2 separate regions of the Mus musculus genome follow, and region 2 is linked to region 1. Evidence: chromatin loops called from intact Hi-C (ENCODE). Cell type or tissue: gastrocnemius. All regions are shown on one strand. Links, peaks and the distances in the headings refer to the core of each region. The heading gives the core; the rest is flanking DNA. Region 1 has its middle 51 kb from the start of Gm26228. Region 2 has its middle 10 kb from the start of 4930503F20Rik.

Evidence for each region. Hi-C counts contacts between places; a loop is a spot of excess contacts. Peaks named below come from ENCODE experiments on the same cell type or tissue, not always from the same donor. Only the 100,000 strongest peaks of a DNase experiment are listed, where the experiment ranks them.
Region 2: it touches region 1 in a loop (2.0-fold over the local background); 2 of 42 quality-filtered maps call a loop at or near these places.

The regions. Positions count from the first base shown.
Region 1 is chr14:33,691,549-33,699,877 of GRCm38, forward strand. No RefSeq gene overlaps it. Among named protein-coding and RNA genes, the nearest start is that of Gm26228, 51 kb to the left of the region's middle. In gastrocnemius, for the core only: CTCF peaks have their summits at 299 and 4,032 (motif pointing right); DNase peaks (open chromatin) are centred at 342, 2,787 and 4,044; H3K27ac peaks cover 36 bases.
Region 2 is chr14:33,817,311-33,825,639 of GRCm38, forward strand. No RefSeq gene overlaps it. Among named protein-coding and RNA genes, the nearest start is that of 4930503F20Rik, 10 kb to the left of the region's middle. In gastrocnemius, for the core only: no CTCF peak of the experiment used is centred there; DNase peaks (open chromatin) are centred at 3,450, 7,210 and 7,398; H3K27ac peaks cover 810 bases.

The DNA.
Region 1 (8,329 bases), core at 85-8,084:
TGCCACAATCACTACTGGCCTTTAGAGACCCGTGTTGAATGTCTCTTTTTAGTGTTGGAGCCTGTTGTGACTGGTATTGTGCTCCTCTGTGTTGTATTTCCCCCTAGGAATTAGTGATAGGTCCCTCCAGAGCCCTCCGCCAGAATCTCATGGAAAAGATCCACAAGAATTCATCCCCTTCCCAGAAGTGTGTGCAAAGAAGAGTCTTGATCCTTGACGTGAGCCAACTCTCTTCAGTTTGATTTGTCTCAGAAGAAGTGAGACAGAACAGGGCTCCCCCATCCTGCCCCAGGGCAGAAGTGCAGCATGACAGGAGCCTGGAAACTTGGCAAGGATGCCCTGGATCATAGTCCTGGCAAGGGGCCCATTTGGCAGAGGAATGAAAAGAGGCTTCCAGTTGTCCCAACACAATCCCCTCCCTCAGCGAGACAGACACACACATGCTCCACAGGGCTGTAGCCTCTTACAGAGGAATTGTGTCTACCAGGGGTCTGGGGACCTCAGCATTCCTCAGTGGATGAACACCTACCAGCTTTTTCTGGACAGCCACTATATACCAGGTTCTCACAGGACACTTTTGCCTTGAGGAAAGGCAGGGAGGCCCTCACATTCCCAGGGCCCAGAAGATGTCGAGACACATCCTTCCATCCTTCCCAGAGCTCCAGATCCTATGGGTACCACTGTGTACTGTAGAAATGATACAACTAAGCATACCCACCAAGGAGGGCTGACTTGTTGATTTAGAATCTGTGTCTCCTTGTGTGATTTGGAAGTACTGTTCCTGTGTGGCCCAAATGTTTGATACTAGGGAAATGGCCCACACAAGCTATTCTGTGCTATTGAGATGTATTTTGAAGTTCTTATATTCAGGAAGAAATTGAAGTAGCTATTTACATTTCCATATACAGTGGATGAGACTTTCTGTGCTTTCTGTGGGTCAAGGATGTAGGATCTAGAGATCCCAGCAGGTGTCCCCATTATGTCTGTCCACTGGTGATGCTCTCTTTTGTTATTTGGCCTATCCACAAGAGTATGGGTATGTTGATTACTTTCACATCACTGTGACCACATATGGTAGCTTAAATGAGAACGGCCCCATAGGCTCATATTTTGGATAGTTGTTACCCAGTTGGCAGAAGTTTTTCAAAAGGATGAGGAAGTACAACCTTGTTGTAGAAGACATGCAGGGAGCCAGAATGCAGAGTGCAGGGCAGGAATTGTAATGATGTGAAGGCTCATCTAGCAACCTACCTCTTTCCCCCAAAGTTTTCCCAGCCTCTCAAGATAGTGCCACCAGCTAGAGACCAATGTTCAAACATGAGCCTGTGGAGAACACTTCCAATTCCTGTTTGCAGAGGATCTCATTGAAGCCTGCCTGACTGGTCTCAGGCTTCCAACGTGGAAGACAGTGGCTGCTGGCCACTGTGAATCAACCCTCACATCTTCTTCCCATTCTTCTTCTCTTGGCCACCTGGGAATCTAGTTTCAAAAGGCTCAGATGGTCTTCAGGCAACCATCTAAGCTCACACTGGGCAGAAAACACCAAAAGAGTACGTTGTAAGTCAATGCAAACTCTAGTCCAGCTCTCAGCACTGCCTCCAGTAAGGAGCTGGGATGAGAACAGGAAATCAAGCAGGAGTAGAGTAAGATCACAGAGTAAGAGGGAAGCCTGCTGTTTGACCTCACCGACATGGATCAGGTATGGATGGGACTATGCTTAGGCTCAAAGGTCTTGGAAGCTGTCATGTGCACAAAGGTTCCAATGACCATGGCAGGCACAGACGTTTGAAACGTCTAGGGGCTCAGGGCTTCTGACCTATGAGCAGCATGTGACAGAAGACAAGGTTATGTCATGGACAGAGGACAATGTTGGAAGGCTACAGGGACAGGATGGAGTGCTAAGGTGGACTAGAAGCTGGACAGATGCAGGACCTCTGCCCTCAGGACTCTTTGGGGGAAGAGCCAGAGGCCTGGTTAGAGCCCAGCCCTCCCTACAGACAGCAGACTTCAGATAGTGAGTGCCTTACATGGCGTTATATTAGCTAGTGATTGTGTTCCCTCCTGTATAATTAATCATCTCTAGATGAGACTTCTTTTACTAAATACAATGCAAATATTATGTGTGTGTCTTTTAGGTAGTGGTTTATGGAAGACAAAAATCATGTGCTCGCTCAGTATATAGTTGTGTTTTCCAACTCTTTTCTACTCATGGTTGGTTAAATCTATGCTTAAACCATCAATGGACGAGGTACTCGTGCAAAGAGCCTGCATTGTGTAGAAGACATGGGTGATGGTAGCTCAAGGCTCAGCAGAGCTTGGTGGGCCTCACATAGCCAGATCCAGGAAGCTCAAGTCTAGGCAAATGGCCACAGTGGCCAACGCCACGTATGAGTTAGTGTATGAATCCTCTCTCTCTTTAGACATGTCAGTCATTTGAACTCAGGTGAGCAAGGAGAGTTTAAGGGATTGAAGCTGCTGTCACGGGCGTCATGCAGCATCCTGGAAGAAGTGTGGTGAATTGGAGTTAGCTGAGGAGTCCCCCACCTGATGTAGGTCCTGGTCTTCTCTGGGTATCGCAAAGGGGCAGAACCAGACAGAGAGGGCTAACAGTTCTCACAGGAAAGGTCTCAGCCAGTAAAGCCCAGCCTCCTCTGCTGCCCTCCTCCTCCCTCCCTTTGAGCCTCCTTCATGCCCTGACTGGACAGAATGCCAAGCAGAGGAGGCTGTAGTTGCTGTGGAGGCGAGAATGCCTGGGGCCCTGGCTAGAAGGTCATGTGGGAAACTTCTGCATGAGGGGAGCTACTTAAATGGGCCATTAGGGCTCTGTATCCCAGGCCCCTTGTTTGGCTGCTACCTCCTCCAATGGAGGAAGGGCCTGCCTGGCTTTACTGTGGAGCATGAACAACAGCTTGCTGGCTGCCCAGTCTCACCCCACAGGACGCATAGCCCTGGTGGCCAGTCACTGCCCTCCAGAGAACCAAAGCTATCCATGTGAATGTAACTCTTTTGAAAGGCTCCCTCTGGAGACCAGGCAAAGGATGTATTCTCTCTGTGTATTTTCTTTCAGACAGAACCCCAAGAACCTGCATGAGATTGGGCTCTGGAAATGGTAGGGGAGGGAAGGAATACTTCTTGATGTGTGAGTATTCTAGGAGGCACCTCAGGGATCCCTGTTTAGTAGGAAAGGGATCAGGGAGCAAGTGAGTGTCCAAAGGCTTGAGGCACAGGCGTGTGTGTGTGTGTGTGTGTGTGTGTGTGTGTGTGTGTGTGTGTGTGTCCAATGGGCTGCCTCTGACGCAGATGCTGCATGGTGTATCTAGGGTTCACTACTACTGGGGTGGGTGGAGTAGTTTGTCTGGGAGAGGAATGTCAGGGAGTTGATGCCATTTCTTACCTCTGATGGCTCCTGGTGACAGAAAATCCTCCCCCTGTTTGCTGTCATCTTGGCTTAGCCAGCTGCTACCCTTCCAAAACAAGTTCATGTTCAGGTATGTCTCTACTATTACAGCCGAGACTTATAGATAAGGTCTTATTTCAAGGAACTATGAGTCTTCCTTTATCAGAGACCCCTGGATTTTGGCCTGTGCAAGCTGTGTGGGTAAGAACTGAGTGCCAGCAGGGTTGGTGGGTGCAGGAGAGAACAGAGGTCAGTACTTGATAAGGACCCTGGCCACATGTCCTGGAAAGAGGAGCAAACACAAGTTGCATAGAGGTAGGGGACATTAGATGTGATAGGACTCTGACAAACTGAACACAAGACATGGAAGTCAGAGGCTCTCCGGACAAGGCGGTTTGCAGCCCTGTGATTACACCACAGGTACTCATGTATCTATGGGCTAACTATGCGACTGATTTGTTAGAAATGCCAACACTTTGAGGGGCTGATCTCCAGGAGACATGTCACTGTGGCATGAGTAATCGGGGGGGGAGGGGGAGAGGAAGTGATGTGTGCACATACACCCCCATCTGATTCTCCCTCTCCATTCAGGTCCTTGCAGCAGAGCCCCGGTGGCGCTGCATTCTCAGCAAGACCAGCAGAGGGCAGTGTGCCTCTGAGAGGGCCGGGATGCCCTTCTACAGCTGGAATTCACATTTGTGCATTTTTTTGAGTGTGGGCCCACCTCTGGCATGGTTTAGAGGGTAATCTAGCCCGGGTCCTAGCTGACAAACCGTCTTCACCTCATCACCTCCTGTTCTAATAATACCACAGGATGTCACACAGTGGGGGGTAAGGGAACAGCCAGGACTCTTGGACCCCCTCAGTTCTGCTTGGCCCTGTGAAAGTCATGCACAGTCCAGAGCTGGATGTGAAAAAAAAGCAAGAAAAAAAGAAGGGGTTCCAGCCCAAGCCCAGGATTCATCATAACAGGAAGGGCACCCCCAGCTCGGTCTCTTCAAGGTCCCATAGAAGTCTGTGGATTTTGGGAGAGAAATAGGAACAAAAATTTATGATGGCCTAAAAGACAAGCACCATAGCCCTCAGAATGCCCAGGATGACACAGGAGCCCACAAGAGCTGCTTCACCTCTGTCCAGGGATGTCGCTCACAGGAGTGAACTTGTGATGTGTGAAGAGAGCTGTTTTAAGGCCAAGATGAGTAGCTGAGGGACCAGACCCTCCCTTCCTTGCAGGTTCAGTGACTAGCCGGCCTTGGGTCTGCACATGCTGGGCCTCAGAGCCAACAGCAGACTCTGAGTGAAAGCAAGCCAACCCAAGGACAGGGGAGTTAGAGAAAGGCAAAGGGGGGGTCTCAGCCAGGGGAGCATCACGCCAGGACGGCTGCAAGGCATGGAGTCATAGCTCCATATTTGCTCAGTAGTTACTGTCCCTGAAGCTTTGTATCTATCTGTGACATAGCCACGGTACACTGGGGGGAAGACAAAAGGTGATCTCTGCACCACAGGTAACCAAGAGGGCTAAATGTAGGCCATCCTCTGCCACAGGGATCAGTGGTACCAGCCACTACTACTCTCTTTGTTTCGGGGCCTTCAGGTGAGGGATTTCTATAACATCTAATTTTAGAGGTAGGCTTTCTGTTTTATAGGTAAAGAACTGAGGCCCACGGGGCTTAAGCTCCTTCCAAGCTCACATAGCTGATTACCCTCCCAGACACCCCGCCCCTGATCATCTGAGGAGTCAGCCCACAGAGAGCTCCCTAGCTCCCTAGGCCATGGGGATGAGATGTGTCCTGATGATGTCCCTGGCTGCCTGAGATGAGACACAGCGTAGCTGTGTGTGAGGCTCTCCTGTGACGGAAGACTACGGGCCAGAGAACAAGCAAATACTCTAACAGCAGCCTGTTCTTCAAGGGCTACTTTGGACACCACCTGACATCTAACTTGTTTATAACCAGCTTTGCAGAGCGGGTTAAGAGCAAGCTGACTGGCCTGGAGTCTACACACAGTGAGGGTCATCTGAGTGTTGAGACAGCTCTTGGGAGGGCTGGGCCCCAGGACTGTGGTGGGACTGGAGAGCCGTGTGTGGGAAGCAGGGAGTCTCTTGCCAGCTCCCAGGAGGTCCTGGGTCAGGATGGATGTTGGGGATACAGCAGAGAGGTCATAACCATGGTTAACAGGCCATATTTGTTCTGTCGGTATGTTTGATTTGGCTTGCAGAGTGCTTCTCAAAAAAAAAAAACAAAAAACCCTTTGGATTGTGTTTTGACATTTTCATCGGGAAAAAAATCTAGATCTGCAGTTTGTCTTGAAATTTGGAGGTTCTGGCAGCACACAAGAGGAGAACGCTGCTTTGGGGAGCCTGTGAGAGTCCTGCAAACCTACTGTGCCCTGCAGCTCTCCCTTCTACCACAATGCTTCCTTCCTGGGTCTCTCTGAGCTCCTAGGGGATCAAGTCCCTGTAAATGGCACAGAACTTTGCTCTCATTCCTTGGACCTTTTCCATGACTGTAACGTACCTGTGAGCTTTCACTTTGGCCTCTTGTCCAAGAGGAAGATGTTGACAAGCACCCAGTGCCATTAGTCTTCTGACTAATTTATGAATTAAGGAGAGAAGGATTTTCCCCATCCCCAAGCCACTGCGTCACAGAGTTTGGACAGGTAGCTTTGGGAGCAGTGCTGTGGATAGGGATGCTTCGTATATGCCCCTGCTGCTTTCTTATGCGGAAAGGACAGCGTAGACTTCACCACCCACATCTCTTTCCACCCATATGGAGAGGAAAGGGGATGGAGAAATAGGATTCCTGAGCCTGCCTGAGATAGACCCACACTACAGAGTGACATTAGCTACCCAAGAGCAGGAGCATGGTGGGATTCTACATCTCCAAGTGGAGGGAGCAGGCATAGCGTGGCTCAGTGAGGTCGGGGTGAAGCCTGGGGGTGGGGCAGGATGAGAGCAAGCATGGGGCTAGAGCTAGGTAAGGTGGGATAAAGAGGAGCTGAGACAAGCTCCCAGAAGGCCTTGGGCACAGCTGTGTCAAGGCAGGGGTCCTGGTTGAAAAGAAATGTAGAAGAGAATTGCTCTGGTCTTCTGACTGTTGCTGTTATAAACACCGTGACCAGAAGCAACTTGGGGAAGAAAGGGTAGATTTGGTTCATGTTTCCCGGCTGTAATGCATCACTGGTAGAAGTCATGGCACGGACATTAAGCAGGAACTCAAGTAGAAATCATGGAGGAAGTCTGCTTACTGCCTTGCTCCTTCTAGCTTACGCAGCTAGCTTTTCTGTACAACTCAGGCCCATTGGGCATGGATTGCCCACAGTGGTCTGGACTCTGTTCCATCAATTAGCAATCAAGAAAATGTCCTATGGGTAGGCTTCCAGGTCAATCTGATGGAGGCAATTCTTCAGTTGAGGCGTCCTCTTCCCAGGTGACTCTAATTGTGTCAAGTTGACAGCTGAAGTTAACTATGTGTGCGTGCTAGTTTACTGTCAACTTGATATAAACAAGAGTCATTTAGAAAGAAGAAACCTAAATTGAGAAAGTGCTCCTACTAGATGGGCCTATAGGCAAGCCTTTGGAGTATTTACTCGATTGATGTGTGAGGGTCTAGCTTACTGTGGGAAGTGCCGTACCTGGGCTCATGGTCTTGGAAAGATGAAGGGCAAGCTGCAAATAGCATGCATCTGTTGCCTCTGCTTCAGCCCCTGCCTCCATGTTCCTGGCCTGTTTAAGTCCCTGTCCTAACTTCCTTAGATGATGAACTGTGATGTGGAAATAAAGTAAACCCTTTGCTCCCTAAGTTAGTCTTGGTCATGGTGTTTCATCACATCAATAGAAACCCTAACTAAGACACTATGACAGGGAGAGAAAAAAGAGAGGAGAGGAATAAGTCAAAGATGAGTGTGGAGACAGCAAAGAGAAAGGGGGCAGAAAGAAAAGGTAGTGTTGTGTCACAGATGTGGCTTGTCTTTGGAATGTCTCTCAAGCTTTCTCTTAGGCACCACAGCAAACCAGTTTTGGGAGGCTGTGGAGCCTTTTTAGGGGGTGTTTAGCTGGAAGAAACTGGTTACTAGGGCGTGGGCCTTGAGTGTCATCCCCATCCTTGGTTCTTGCACCTTCCTCAGCTTCCGGGGCTGTGGTAATACGAATGGGCTCTTTTACACTCTCCTGATGCCATCAACTGGCCTGCTTCGCCATGCCTTCCTCCCTGATCAGGATAAACTGAACCTCTCTCAACCCAGGAACTAAAAACCAAGTCTTTCCTCCCTTCAGTTGTTTCCTGTAGAGCATGTGGACCTTGCCACAAGAAGAACTAGTGAGGAACTGGTGAAATAGAACATGCTCAGAGCCCTGGAAGGAGCAGAAAGTGGCTCCTTCCCTGTATTCATGCCTGCCTCTGAGCATGGAGCTAGGTGACCCCAACCAGGTGCTCACAAGCAGTTGGTTGGTACCCAGCTCTCTGATCCCCTCCCCGTGCTAATGAGGCATCTCGGTACCCTATTCTTCAGCCAATGACCTTTTCCCTTCCTGGATATTCTCACACCTTCCCCTAAAACTATATAACCCTTGGTTCACCCTGAATAAAATGTATATGTTTAAACCAACCCTGAAAATAATGTGAACAAGCTAAAATAGACTCAGAGAGCTGTTTTGTTAAAGATCGTCTAAGAAGGCCTTAGTGAAGGCCAGTGGGGCTTGTTCCCACATCTCTCCCCATGCAGAGTCCCACTGGCCTTGAATAAATAGGGCTAGAAGGTCTCTAGGCTGAGCACGTCTGGTTCTTAGAGGCTTGATGTGACAATGGATTCTGCCCTGTGTCCCGAGAAAGATTCTAGCTTTCCAGAGGCAGCAGTGTGTAAGAGAAGAGAGCCATTGCCAGCGGGTGGCTAGTGGCCTCAGCAGCAGGGCATCAGATCTTTCTGAGCCCAGGC
Region 2 (8,329 bases), core at 271-8,270, 130 kb after region 1:
AATTCCAGGAGCTTGCCTCCCAGGCAGGTTCTTATTAAGAGAGAGGAAGTTGAACCTGTAATCTGGCCATAGGCTATGTGACTTTTCTCAGAGATGTGTTCATTTCATGAACTCCACAAGACCATCCACGAGCCAACTGCAAGGCAATCACTCAAGGGTTTTTATTAAAGCTCAACCGCACTGTTGTCACCGACACAGCAGGACAGGAGAGTGAAGCCCCCAAACCCAGTTTCAAGCAAGCATTTATAGAGGCAAGTAAACAAACAGAGGGGCATCCAGCTTGGCACGCATCTGATGGGGGGGGGGTATTATGAGATTTGTTGCCCTTTAAAGTGATTGGCTGGTACAGAGAGCCAAACGGTAAACTTTCATAAGTAAAGATCCTCAGGTACAACTGTAACTTCTGTTTTCTTCCCAATTGTTAGGAAGTGACCTGGAGACTAATGTTAGGTAACAGGTCTGGTGTTTAACTCAGGTCAGCTTCTCTAAGATGGAGCCTGAACTCAAGATGGAGTTGGTCTGATCTCCCAGAGGTTTGGGGGAGGTTACAGAGGGAAAGGGCTGATCGGTCATAACACAGTACCTACTGATCATATGGCGGGAAGGGTTTATAGGCTGAACTATGAGCACATGCAGGAAGCTCTGTGCAGGGTCATCCTCTAGATAAGGTCAGGCACCTGTGCTTAGAGACACTCTCCAGATAAGATCAGGCAGAGAGGAGGAAGCCCTGGAGAAAGAGAGAGTCCTCCATTTACTCCAAGCTCGGAGAGCTGTCTGAACATGATGGACCGATCCCTTAATAACAGGGTCTTCCAACAGAGATTTACCAAAGTGACTGTACTAGTCAGGGTTCTCTAGAGTTACAGAATGCATGGAATGTCTCAATATATTAAGGGAATTTATTGTAAAGACTTACAGCCTGTATGTAGTCCAAGTAACCCAACAATGGGCAGCTGCAAATGGGAAATAGAAAAATCTAGTAGTTGCTCAGTCCCACGAGGCTAGTTGTTTCAGCTGGTCTTCTGTATAAACTGGGGTCCTGAAGAAGTAGGTTCCAACAGATGTGCTGGCAATTAAGTGTAAACAGGCAGAGTGCCTTCCTTCTTCCGATATCCTTCTGTAGGCCTCCAGCAGAAGGTGTAGCCCAGATTAAAGGTGTGTACCACCACACCTGGACCTGGAACTTGCTTTGTCCCAGGCTGACCTTGAACTCAGGGATCTCTTTGCCTCAGTCTCTTGGGATTAAAGATGTGCACTACCTTGCCTGGGCCTAAGCTTTTCATGGCCACTGTGCCTTGAGACCTCCATGACAAGATCTCAATCTGAAGCCTGCATCTTCCAGCCTCAAGATCTGGATCACAGGTGAGCCCTCCATTTGGGGATTGTAGTTCATTCCAGATGTAGTCACGTTGACAATCAGGAATAGCCATTATAGTGACTAATAAACTAACTAATAAAAGGGATATAAACCCAAGCAATTGACTTAGAATTGTATAAGCTCCATGGTTAGGATGCAAGGAACAGGAATAAAAAGTGTTATATGAAATGACAGTGAGGCTAATCAGTTTGTTTTGGGCATTACCTCAGAAGGTACTTCACAAAACGTTGAGTTGTATATTACTGCATTGTATACCTTAAATATATACATTTAATTTATCAATTATACCTCAATTAAACAAATGAAATAGTTCTGTGCTGAACGAAGAAGGGAGGGTCTCACGTACTGCAAACTCCATCTGTGTCCCTCTAACTGCCCTCTCTTCCAGTGCAGCGTGTGTGAGAGCACATGCTAATGAAGAGACATCTGCCCTGTCTCTGTGTCTTTCCACTGCCCGGAAGAGTCAGCAAATGCCTCCTGGCATCTCCATTGTTGGCCATGAGGTTGAAGCATGACCAAGAGATGTGCCCAGCACTCAGGAGCTGAAACACCAGTGATGGTTTCTGTTTGATTTTCCTATGGTCAATTAGCTTTGCTTTCCAAACAGTCTAGGGTCATAGCCTTCCATCAGGCAGCTTTTCCATACCCTGCCCGCTCTCTTCAAGACAATGATAAACTTAATGAAGATTGATGGTCTGATGAGACCCTGCTGGGCACCTTCTCCACAGTGGAGAGATGAGGCTCGGAGGGGCTTTAAAGGAGTACAGATGCTACTTGGGGCCTCCACACTACAGTTGTTCCTCATACAGATCATCAGCAAGCCCTATACCTCCCGTTGGCTTCTTTAACCAGGTTGAAAGTAAGTCCAGACTGAATGTGTCTGCTGATTCCAGCCTTGCAGCCCCCAAGCATCTTCTGTATCCCTAAACAAAATCTAAAATTCTAAAACGAGCACAGAGCAGCCCCTGGCTTGATTGCCTTTTGGTAAAACCTTCTGGTTAGAAACTGAAGCTGCCACGTAACTGCCAGGATCAAGCTTTAATCCCTTTTGGGGGGGAGGGGTTTCGAGACAGGGTTTCTCTGTGTAGCCCTGGCTGTCCTGGAACTCACTTTGTAGACCAGGCTTAACCTCTTTTTCTTTCCTTCCTGCTCTGCCTGCTTGAGTATGCCAACCACCCAGAGTTGACATTAGCATCCAGGCTGTGCAGTCCTGTCTCTTCATGGGGACCCACACACTCTAACCAATGATGAAGTGCTCGCCTCCAACCTGCTTGACAACCCTTCTCCTTCACTACCAACATCCTCTTTCCCTAAGCCTTTGCTGACCTGAATCAAATCTCCCAGGGCACAGCCATCTATTCCAAACTCTGCCTGTATGTGTGTTATTTTAAGTCCCTTTTGCCTTGTTAACAAAGGACTGGACATTCACTATAAACTTCAAAGTACAGCAATACATACGTTTAAGAATGGCCCTTCCCTGCACCTCCACCAATAGCAGTGCACATTGGGGCTACTCTGAGTTTGCATCCCTCTTACGTGCGAAGATGCCCCTGGTCGGATGATTTGTTTTCTCCTTTCTGAAGCTCTACCGGGCAGCAATCTGTGCTGCAGAGCTGGAGAGTAGACTGGAGTCCACCTCTCACTCTCCAGCTTCCCATTTAAAACCTACATCCCTCCCCATAACATCCCAGACAGGTGTGTCTTCTCTTAGACGCTTCCTGAGATAAGGGCCCAGAAAAGGGTGACTTGGCATAAGTTTCATGACACTCTGAGTACAGAGTAGCCTTCCTGCTGCAGTTATGTACTGTGAGAAAGTGAGAACTCTGACTTTGAAATCTGCAAGTTCACAGGAAGTGAATAAACCCAGACCTCTAACCCAGGAAACTGGTAAAGCAAATGGAACCTTTTGAAGCCACCGTAGCGAAGGACAAGACACAGTGACTCTCCCAGCTTTGGAAGCCCAGACTTGTCTAGTGCCATCCTGCCAACCACACTGCTTCCCATCCAGCAACAAAAAGAACCAGATTGTGAGGGAACTCAGTGTCCAGTCATAGATGGACATTTGGACAGATGGCTGCACATCGGGGTGAGTCACACCACCGTCAGATGTCAGTGAGGAGCTATGAGCTCTTGGATAGATCTGTAAAGTCATCAGAGATTATCTTCAGTGTGCTTCCCACACATCCTCGGTCCTCCTGGCCTTTTAGACACCAGATGGTCATTAACCTTAAACATGTGGGATCTTATTTTGGCCACGTGTCAAAAGTTGAGTTGATCTCAAAGTACCATTTGTGGACCTCAGCTCAGAACTTAGCCAACAGACATCATGTTAAGTAAGCAGGTGGAAAAGAGCATGTCATGAGTCAGACACCAGGCGAGCAACGGTTCGTGGCAGCACAGCTTACATATTACCAGGCCTCACGGAAATGTCCGCATGGCTCCAATCACCCATACGTGCTCTGGCCACTCCGGGACACAAATAGTTTCTACATGATGTGCGTACTCATTTGCAAGATCCATGGCCAGCCCAGAAGGAACACTGCCTGAATCATTGAGAGACAAGCCAAAAGATCCTGGTGCAGATACCGATTTTGAGACAGTTTGAGCTTCCTCCCAGACTCTCCGTTTGTCCACATGACTGCAATCCCCAAGTTGGTAGTCTACCTTCTGCAGACCCTCTGCACACCCTTTCCCCTCCCCATCAATTCCTCATTTCCTTTCTCCCCTAACGGGTCTCCCAGGGAGAGAAATGAGAGTCTGAGGGAATGGGCCAAAGACTCTTCTGCCTAGGGAACATGTGCTGACACTTCAATTGTTCGGAGATCCCAAGCTCCCAAACGGAGCAGCCAGGCTCCTTCCCCTCGGTTTCAGAGGCCCACGCGCAGTTTAGAGAAAATATGCTCCATGTGTTACTGATCCATCTCCAAGCAGCTCATCCAAATGCTGGGTTTTAAGAGTTTGTAGATACACATGATCCATTTGGAGTCAACTTTACAAGCCTTCTATGCTTTCATTTATATTGCAGGAGGAAGCTGGGCTGTGCCAAGAGTAAGTGTACTGGCGTCTTCGGAGGGTCAGATTAGGTCTGGAGCACTGGAACCAGGTTGAGTGGAGGGGCCATTTAGAAGGCTCTCTCATCTCTGCCAAGGCTCTAGGTCTCAAAATAGGGGGAAAAATGTCATGGGGTGGGAGTGAGTTCAACATCTCCAGTCTCGATTTGACCCTTTCCTCAGAGCTCAACAATACTAGAACAGAATCCAGCACCCCAGAAAATCCATTGCCATTGTCTTTGTGGGGTGGTTGAAATGAACTTTGAGCATAGAACCATTAATTTTTGCCTTCTGGTTTGGAGGTGCTGTGGGGGGTCGAGGGCGAGAGGGAAAGAGGAGAGCAGTTCCTGGTGCTAACAGATACAATTAGCTTCCTAGCTGTCAGCACATAATATCCCCTAAGGGTTAGAGCAGGGGACATTCTTGGGGATCAGAATCCAGCCCATTTTAACTTAACATCAGTAGCCAAGAAGAAGGGAAGGAAACAGTCTTTCTGAAGAGCCACATACTTGGGACAGAAAGTGGGAGGGGACAAAGGCTGCCAGGAGGATACAGCAGACTATATATCCCTCTTTCGTGTTGGAAGACTCCAGCAAAAGTATAAAAGGTGCTGCTCAGGGTCTACTCAGAGCCTCCCTTTGGCTTTGGAACAGATCCACGCACAGCTATCTGTGTGGAGAAAGAAGAGTGCGCATCAGCAAATCAGAATTCAAGGTGCTGGGAACCATTCCGCTTCCTGTCATGGGGCTGGCAGGGCAGAGAGCAAGTATACAGCAAGCCTGGCAGTTTGGGAATCCAGAAGGATCTACCCCTTGAATCTACCATTTAGAGAGTAAGTGAACTTAGTCAAATCTCTATCTGTTTCTGCCTCCGTAGCATGAATACTGACAAACCAGGTGTACCTGTTGACAAACCAGCATCTTTGCTGGGTGGTTTTGACACTTGCCATTAGTCTCAGTGCCAGGGAGGCAGAGGCAGGTGACTGGTCTACACAGTGAGTTACAAGACAACCAGAGCTACACAGCGAGACCCTGTCTCAAAAACAACAAAATAAAACAACAACAAATCCAGTATCTTCAAATCCAGTGATGGGGGAGGTAAAAAAAAATTATAAATGGTGCTGTGTGAGTGATGAGCAGGTCTCCACTGGCAGGTGACAGACCACACCCTCTGGGGGCTCTACTTTGCAACTTAGTGATTGGGGTCCATTTAAAGGGAGTCCAGGTAAGGTCTTTAGAACTTGTGCAGTAGACGTGTGTGGATCAAGGAAAAGGCATTAACATGTGATCCCGAGGTCCCCGAGTCCACGGTTTATGTCTCAGTCATGTGATGTAAGGCAGGTTGCTGACTCTCTCTGGGCCTTGGCTGCCACAACTGGATAAAAGGGGCTTATGACAAGGATGACCAATGTGAACGTATCAGGCACCACAGCATGTGTACTGACGTGCACCATGCAGCTTCAAGAAGTGGGGATCACCAGTGAGAAGGAATGGTGAGTTCTGGGACCAGTGTAGCTATGAGAAAGGCACAGATGTCCCCACTGTCAACTCTAGTGGGAATCTCCTCACCATGAGAGCCAAACAGGACAGACCATCTGCTGTGGTTTGAGTGGGAAATATGCCCCCTCCCCTGCCCCAGGCTCGTATAACCACCTGGTCCACCATGGATGATGCTGGTTTAGGAGGTTGCTGAACCTCGGAGGCACAATGTCTAATTTTAGTGGCCACATAGCTGTAGACATAAGCTCTGAGGGTGCTCAGCCAGCCCTACCTCTGGTCTAGCTTGTTTCCCTGAGCAGACCATGTATCCTCCTGCCACCAAGGAGCTGCCCACCCTTCCTTCCTTCCTTCCTCCCTCCCTCCCTCCCTCCCTCCCTCCCTCCCTCCCTTCCTCTCTCCCTTCCTTCCTCCCTTCCTTCCAAGCCTTCCTTCATGGTTATAATGGACTGTACGCTCTCAAACCATGAGCCAGAATAAATCCTTCCTCCCTTAAGTTGCTTCTTTCCAGAAATTTGGCCACAGAAAAAAGAGAAAAGTGACTAACTGGTATGTCATCTCCGGGCAGCTAGGATACTCCACTCTTAGGCAGCGGACACTTTACATTCTATGTTATCATAAGTCCACTGTCAAGGACAGAAATCCCTGTGGGACTGCAAGCATCATCAAGTTTGGGGAATATCAGAGGCGCTATTTACTTGAGGACATGTGTCTGTCAGTCACAGCATGGACTTGGTTGAGTCATTTCCCTTGATTTCCTGTCTGCAAAGCAGAACACCAGAGGCAATGAAGGAATGTTGCAAACCATCAGGCAATGCCAGCTGGTTTCTCAGAAGCTAACCTTTTTCTTCCTGAATAAAATAAAGACAGACTGTCTTCACTTTTCTTCTGATGGTGATGTCTTTGTGGCCAAGTATATAAAAACAAAGTCAGGTTCACCCATGAACCCCATTTTCTGGCTGCCAGCTGGAACAGGCCAGAGAGAAAATGAAGACCAGTTCGACATAAACATATATGTCCAGTTGGGCTTAGTAGCACACACCTACGATTCTCAAACTTGGGTGACCGAGGCAGGGGAATAGAGAGTTGGAGTTCAAACTGGCCTTTCTGGTGAGATCATTTGTCACAAACAAAAACAAACACATTAAAACAAGTAAGGGCTTTCCCCCACCACCCCTCTCCTGCTGCTGCAGGAGGAAAGCCTACTTCCTCACAGGCTGGGGCTCCCTCCCTCTCACTGGCCTGCCTTGCTAGGGGAGGCTGCCAGCTGCTAACAGAGCCCCTATTCACCACTGCCTCTGAAGATCAACAGAGCATTTCCCTATTGCATGCTCGGGCTCACAGACACCAGGTTCACAAGGAGTTAGTTTCTTAAGGGCAGATTTCTTCAAATTCTATTTCCTTCTCTCTTGCTGGTGCCCAACCCCCATATCCGCGTGACTGAACGGGAGTCTCTGTGGCCAAGCTTTTCTTGGATCGAGTGAATCAAGATCAATAAATATCTGTGCCCGAGCCTGACTTGCCCTGGCGCCTCGCTGTGTTCTGGAACAAGAGCTCTGGCTGTGTGCAGCAAGCAGCCTCTGCGCAACCTGAACTGTTACACACGTCTGAGTTGTGTGGGGACGCTGGGCAATCAGAGGGACATGACCCTTCCTGGGTGGAAATGAACCCAGAGGGCACCCTCTCAAGAGGGATTACTGGTCTTGATGTTCAGGCCCTGTGGCTGAACATTTTCATTTTAAGATTCGTGGATTATTTCAGGTGTAGGCTATCCAGACGCATGTTTATTAAAGTCCAGTACGGTTCTGTGAAAGATCAAAGAGGAAACTGTCCCCTCTGTCTGGTTCCAGCTCCTTGTCCACTCTTTAAACCTTTCTTATCACCTCGTTGAATCCAGAACTGTTTTTGAATCAGCGTCTGTGCAGCCCAGATCTCCCTATGTATCCCAAGCTTCCCTGTTCAGCTTCCCAGCTAGACGTACGGGCATGAGCCATCCTGGCGCTGATTCATGCTTTATCCTCATTTGACTTAACTTTTCAGCAACAATTTTTTTCGGGGGGGGTGGCCTATCACTCATCCTTTGCAAACACTCATTGCGAAGAGCTCGGGGAGTCCTCTTTCTTTTACCACCTGGCCTTTATCCCCCCTCTTCCTGGTATAACTGGAGTGTGTGGATGACAGTGGGCTGACTCATACCTGCCCCTAGGTGATCATGGGCAAGCAATTGGTTCTAAAAGTCATCATTTCAGCCCCAACCTTTCATACAGGCCCAGAAACCAGCAGGCAGCTATCCATCTGGAGTCTCAAACTCAGCATGACCCCAAAGTAATTGGATGCTCTGTCCCTCTGTCCCTCCTCCCTGGCACAGTACTCAATTCTTCCTAAAATACACTCCTCTCGTTTCT